Linked DNA regions of Homo sapiens: region 1 is linked to region 2. A link is a loop called in an ENCODE intact Hi-C map of the cell type or tissue named here. Cell type or tissue: Calu3. All regions are shown on one strand.

Region 1 (2,500 bases), 250 kb before region 2:
TTGCTTTCCAGGGATTTTACACCAAATGACACCAAAGGAAATCGTGGGAACGTTTGGATCCTCAATAGAATGATGTGTTTGAGGTGTATATTAGAGAGTAGTCATCATTCTCAAATATTCTGAGACTGTAGCCACAGAACTTCACATAAACCCCGGGGTAAGATTGGAGAAGTGGATTATTAAAGGAATGACTTGTGAGTTGTCAAAAAGAAAGCAGAGCTCACCAGCAGCTGTTCCCTAAGAACAAGTTGGTCATACTAACTTCTTTTGGTGGCAGAGTTTGTAGGGAATGGTATAGTGTTTCTGGATTTAAACAAGGGATTTGACAAGACTACTCATGGTAAACTCATGGGTGAAATGGAGGAACATAGTGAAATACAACCCTAATAAGAAGGATTAGAAGGATGTGATTTTTACACTCTAGAACTTAAACTTGAGCAGAAGTCTTAGGGAAACCTGTTTTCACTTAACATTAAGACTCTTAGTGCAAGGCCAGGTTTGGTGGCTCATGCCTGTAATCCCAGCACTTTGGGAGGCTGAGGTGGGAGGATCATCTGAGGTCAGGAGTTGGAGACCAGCCTGGCCAACATGGTGAAACCCCATCTCTACCAAAAAATACAAAAATTAGTCAGACACGGTGGTGGGCAGCTGTAATCCCAGCTACTTGGGAGGCTGAGGCAGGAGAAGCTCTTTAACCTGGGAGGCAGAGGTTGCAGTGAGCCAAGAATGTGCCACTGCACTCCAGCCTGAGTGACAGAGTGAGAATCTGTCTCAAAAACAACAACAACAACATCAACAACAACAAACAAGAATCTTCGTGCAGAAGCAACTGCTCCCAGAGGGGAAAAAAAAACCGCCGCTATCCTTGGAGATAATTAAATGCAGGTTGACTAATACTTGTTCAGGGAGGCTTAAAGGGGATGTGAGTACTGGATACATATTAGAATCCAATGACCTTTTTTTTTGGAATCCTTAGGATATATGATTTTTTTTTTTGACATGGGATCTTACTCTGTTGCCCAGGCTGGCTTCACTGCAGCCTTGGACACCTGGGCTCAAGCAATTCTCCTGCTTCAGCCTCCTGAGCAGCCAGGACTACAGGTGCGCACCACCATGCCTGGATAATTTTTAAACTGTTTTGTAGAGACAGGGTCTTGCTATTTTGCTCAGCCTGGTCTTGAACTCCTGGGCTCAAGTGATCCTCTTGCCTTGGCCTCCCAAAGTGCTGGGATTACAGGTGTGAGCCACTGCACCCAGCCAGGATCTGTGATTTTTGCTATAGCCAGAGACATGCTTGGATGAGATATGTCCCAAGCCATGTTCTCATGGGCAGGTCACCATGGGTATTAAAAAAGAGTGTCAATGGATAAGGGCAAAGCCATCTCAATCACAGGAACAGTCTAAAGAAACAGTAAAGAAACAGATGTCCTATTCATAGTGACTCAGCGTCTCATCACACTAAGTCCTGGACAGCTTGGGTGTAGTTAAAAGCCATTTTCCTGGGTGGATCACCAGGCTGCTCAGCAGGGGGCAATACAGCACAGTTCAAGAAGGCTATAATGTCACCCGAACATCACAGACCAGTCAAGGTGATCTTAACCTGAGGGCAGAAGGATGCACTCAGAGATTGTGTCAGGTTCCTGTCTGTCTCGTAATTCCAAGGCACACTAACTCAGTGACCCAGAAAAAACAAGGATTTCCCATGAAACCAGGACTCTGAGCCAAAGCTGACCACCCACTGTCATCAACTCCCTTGGGAAGGGAAGCAACGTTCTCTGTCTCCCAATCCTACAAGCAGCAGGTCTGGCCTCTTGGCCTCAGAGCTTCTGCGTGTGCTCTCCAAATGCTCAGGGAGGAAACAGTCAGCCTGAACTTTGGATGTGGCTAATAGCATTCTCATGACTTTCTTGCTCGAGGCTTGCCCCATCACCCGTACCGATCAGGGCTGGAAGTTTGGAGTCTGGATAGCTGGCTTCCTGCAGACAGAGCTGAGAGGCTCAGCCACAGCCAGCAATTCATGGAGGTCACCAGGTCATTGTTCTCTTCTGTTTTCTTGTCCCCTGAAGCAGCATTTTGAGTAAACAGCTCTTTCCTCTCACAAACGAAGACATGAAAAATATTTTTGGGGTCCAGTTCGCTGCTTTCCTGGTCCTGTTTCCTGTGCTCTGTTCATACATTCCCTCTGATTTCTGTCCTTTTGGGGTGTATCATCATGACTACTAGGAATAGAGCAAATAGGCCACAACACTAATACTATTCCATTTCAGGAATGGTCTAAGTTACAGGAATCTTTTGTGTTTGGAAAGATACTGTGTTTTCTTTAAGGTATTTTCCTTGCAGCAATCAAGATTTTAAAAAATTCCACAAAGAAATATTTCCATTCTTGGTCATGCTTGAGATGATGCATCACTTAGAATTGGATGAACATAATTAAAACAAGCAGGAGATTCAAATACATGCAGGAATATCAAGACTTCTGAATGCCAGTGCTGGAATATAA
Region 2 (2,500 bases):
GGGTAAAAGACCAGGAAAGTCACTGATGTCTTGACAGATGAATATTTGCAATATACATTTTTATGCCTGACACATCACACTCCATTATGCGGATGTCAATTTGGGGCCACTACTTAGTTAAGCAGAGAACTTTTCTTCCTTTTTTTCGGGGGAGAACAGTACGTTACTGGCACTGAGCAGAGAGTAACTCAGGAGGCAGCTTATCAGAGACCATGAAGGGGCATTCTGTGGGAGTCTGAGCAAACCAGGGGCATATGCGACCCATCATTCCCACCAAGACAAACCCTGCTTCTACAATGCTTCCACCAAAACTGTTTATCCTTTCCAACCCCTCTCTGGAGAATAATTTAAAATGGAATTGTAAAGCCACTGCTGGAGTAGGGGAATGGAGGAGAGGGAGGGAAGGCAAATATAGCCTTCCAAAGCTCCTTGGGGGCTTAGTCATAATCCTGAACTTGCAGTCTATCAGGGTCAATCCTCTCCCCATTTCTGGAAGGAAGGTGAGGGGAACAAGCAGGCTGCGAACTGGGCAGACCTCTATTCCAGTCCTGCCTCTACCACCTACCACTGTACGGTCTTGGGTATACCTTTGATGTCAGTTTCCTTATTTACAGAATGAGTTTTACATAGTTGTTTTGATTTGTTTTATGTAGTAGAAACAATGTGTGTACCGTGTCTGGTACATAGTAGCGATCTGTAAATGGGATGCCTCTGGCAACACTGACTTCAGGACCCAGAGCCAGTGATGTCTGTTTCCACCTTTCATCTTTCGTTTTAACATTCTACTTTGTCCACGAAGTGGATGTTCAGAATGGAAATAGCTACACTGGCATCTGCTGTGCCTTCTTCACTTGCACAGCATTGCATCAAGTAGCTGCCACTGCCAGTTCCACTATCTGAGGGTATAAGGACAAAGCAATTGGCACAGATGAGGTATAGAGGGTGAGCAACCACTTGGTAGCAAACACCTGAGCTGTGACCCTGTGGATTCCTTCCCCACACCCATTTTCAGGCCATTCCCACTGGCAATCAAGGTTTCTGGGCCCATAGTACCCCCTGATGGCCGACATGGGGAACTTTCTTTTCCCAACAATTCCTTTCTCCTCCCCAGTGGGACCTCCCTGTCTTTCACAGGTCACAGCCTTGTTCATTCTGTCATGGACCATTCATTTCTCACAAACTTGTGTAGCCTTTCCTGCCTTGCTTTTTAAATTTCCTGTTCAATTATTTCAGGAACATTGATTTTTCTTCCCCTTTCTTTCTCTCACTTTGTTCCATTTGTGAATTCTGAAATTATTATGATTGTAGTTGATAAGTATAATAGTAGGATTAGTGCATTCATCTATTTATCAAGTAAACCACTATATATTTGGAAGTAAAATAAGACATAGTGTGGAATGAGCAGCATCAATCTCTAAAGCCCTTTGAGATATCTAGACATTTTCCTAACCTACACAAAAGAGGACATTGTCTTCTCCAAGTAACACTGACATTTTCTGGACATTATTTTTCTGTTTAATTGCCAACTTGTTCTAGTTTGTCCCCTACTGTTTTACTGCAAATATAATTCAGCTACAATAAGGGTTAAATGCATTCCTGTGGGCTATTCTGGAAACCAAAGCACATCTTTCAGCATTAGTTCTGTATGGGAGAGTGAATTCAAGGCTTCAAGCAATTGCTTTAGAATGAACTTGGAAAATATAACCTATTGTATTTTTTTTTTTTTTTTTGAGATGGAGTTTCACTCTTGTTGCCCAGGCTGGAGTGCAATGGTGCAATCTTGGCTAACTGCAACCTCTCCCTCCTGGGTTCAAGCAATTCTCCTGTCTCAGCCTCCCAAGTAGCTGGGATTACACCCTTAGGCCCGGCTGATTTTGTATTTTTAGTAGAGATGGGGTTTCACCATGTTGGTCAGGCTGGTCTTGAACTCCTGACCTCAAGTGATCCACCTGCCTCGGCCTCCCAAAGTGCTGGAATTACAGGCATAAGCCACCACGCCTGGCCTACCTATTGTAATTTAATATTGAAAATTTTCAGTTAGGAGTGGTCAGTTATTTTTTGAATTCATAGTTGACATCTGGATTCTCTGGTTTTTAATCTGTTGGCCTATGACATCTATTGGGATGAGTACTTACAAAGTAAGTCAGTTGTAACTTATCAGGGCAGACATTGATTCTTCCTTTATCAAAAGAAAAAAATACTAATCAGATCCTGATTTGATGTTATGAGACTATACAAGAAGATTATTAAATTCTTTTCCACGACCATAAATTGCTTCTTGGTGAAAACACATCAACCATGTCTCAAAATATACTTTCCTTAATGTAAATTCAAATAATGTTAATGATTCATGTCTTTATTTGGCCTGCTTTAAAATACTTTTAAAAATACAAATGATTCGGATATGAATTATTAAAATGGCATTAATTTTGTGTTTAAATGTTTAATTCTTTTGGTTTACGAAGCTTATTCTTAAACTAGAGAGCAGTAGCTAGAAAGT

Evidence for each region. Hi-C counts contacts between places; a loop is a spot of excess contacts. Peaks named below come from ENCODE experiments on the same cell type or tissue, not always from the same donor. Only the 100,000 strongest peaks of a DNase experiment are listed, where the experiment ranks them.
Region 1: a loop joins it to region 2, with 2.6 times the contacts of the local background. A loop is called at or near these places in 5 of 110 quality-filtered maps.

The regions. Positions count from the first base shown.
Region 1 is chr10:15,459,981-15,462,480 of GRCh38, forward strand. No RefSeq gene overlaps it. Among named protein-coding and RNA genes, the nearest start is that of FAM171A1, 90 kb to the left of the region's middle. In Calu3, no CTCF peak of the experiment used is centred here; a DNase peak (open chromatin) is centred at 1,531.
Region 2 is chr10:15,714,958-15,717,457 of GRCh38, forward strand. The region is part of intron 2 of ITGA8 (integrin subunit alpha 8); the gene reads right to left. Among named protein-coding and RNA genes, the nearest start is that of ITGA8, 3.7 kb to the right of the region's middle. In Calu3, a CTCF peak has its summit at 1,016 (motif pointing left); no DNase peak of the experiment used is centred here.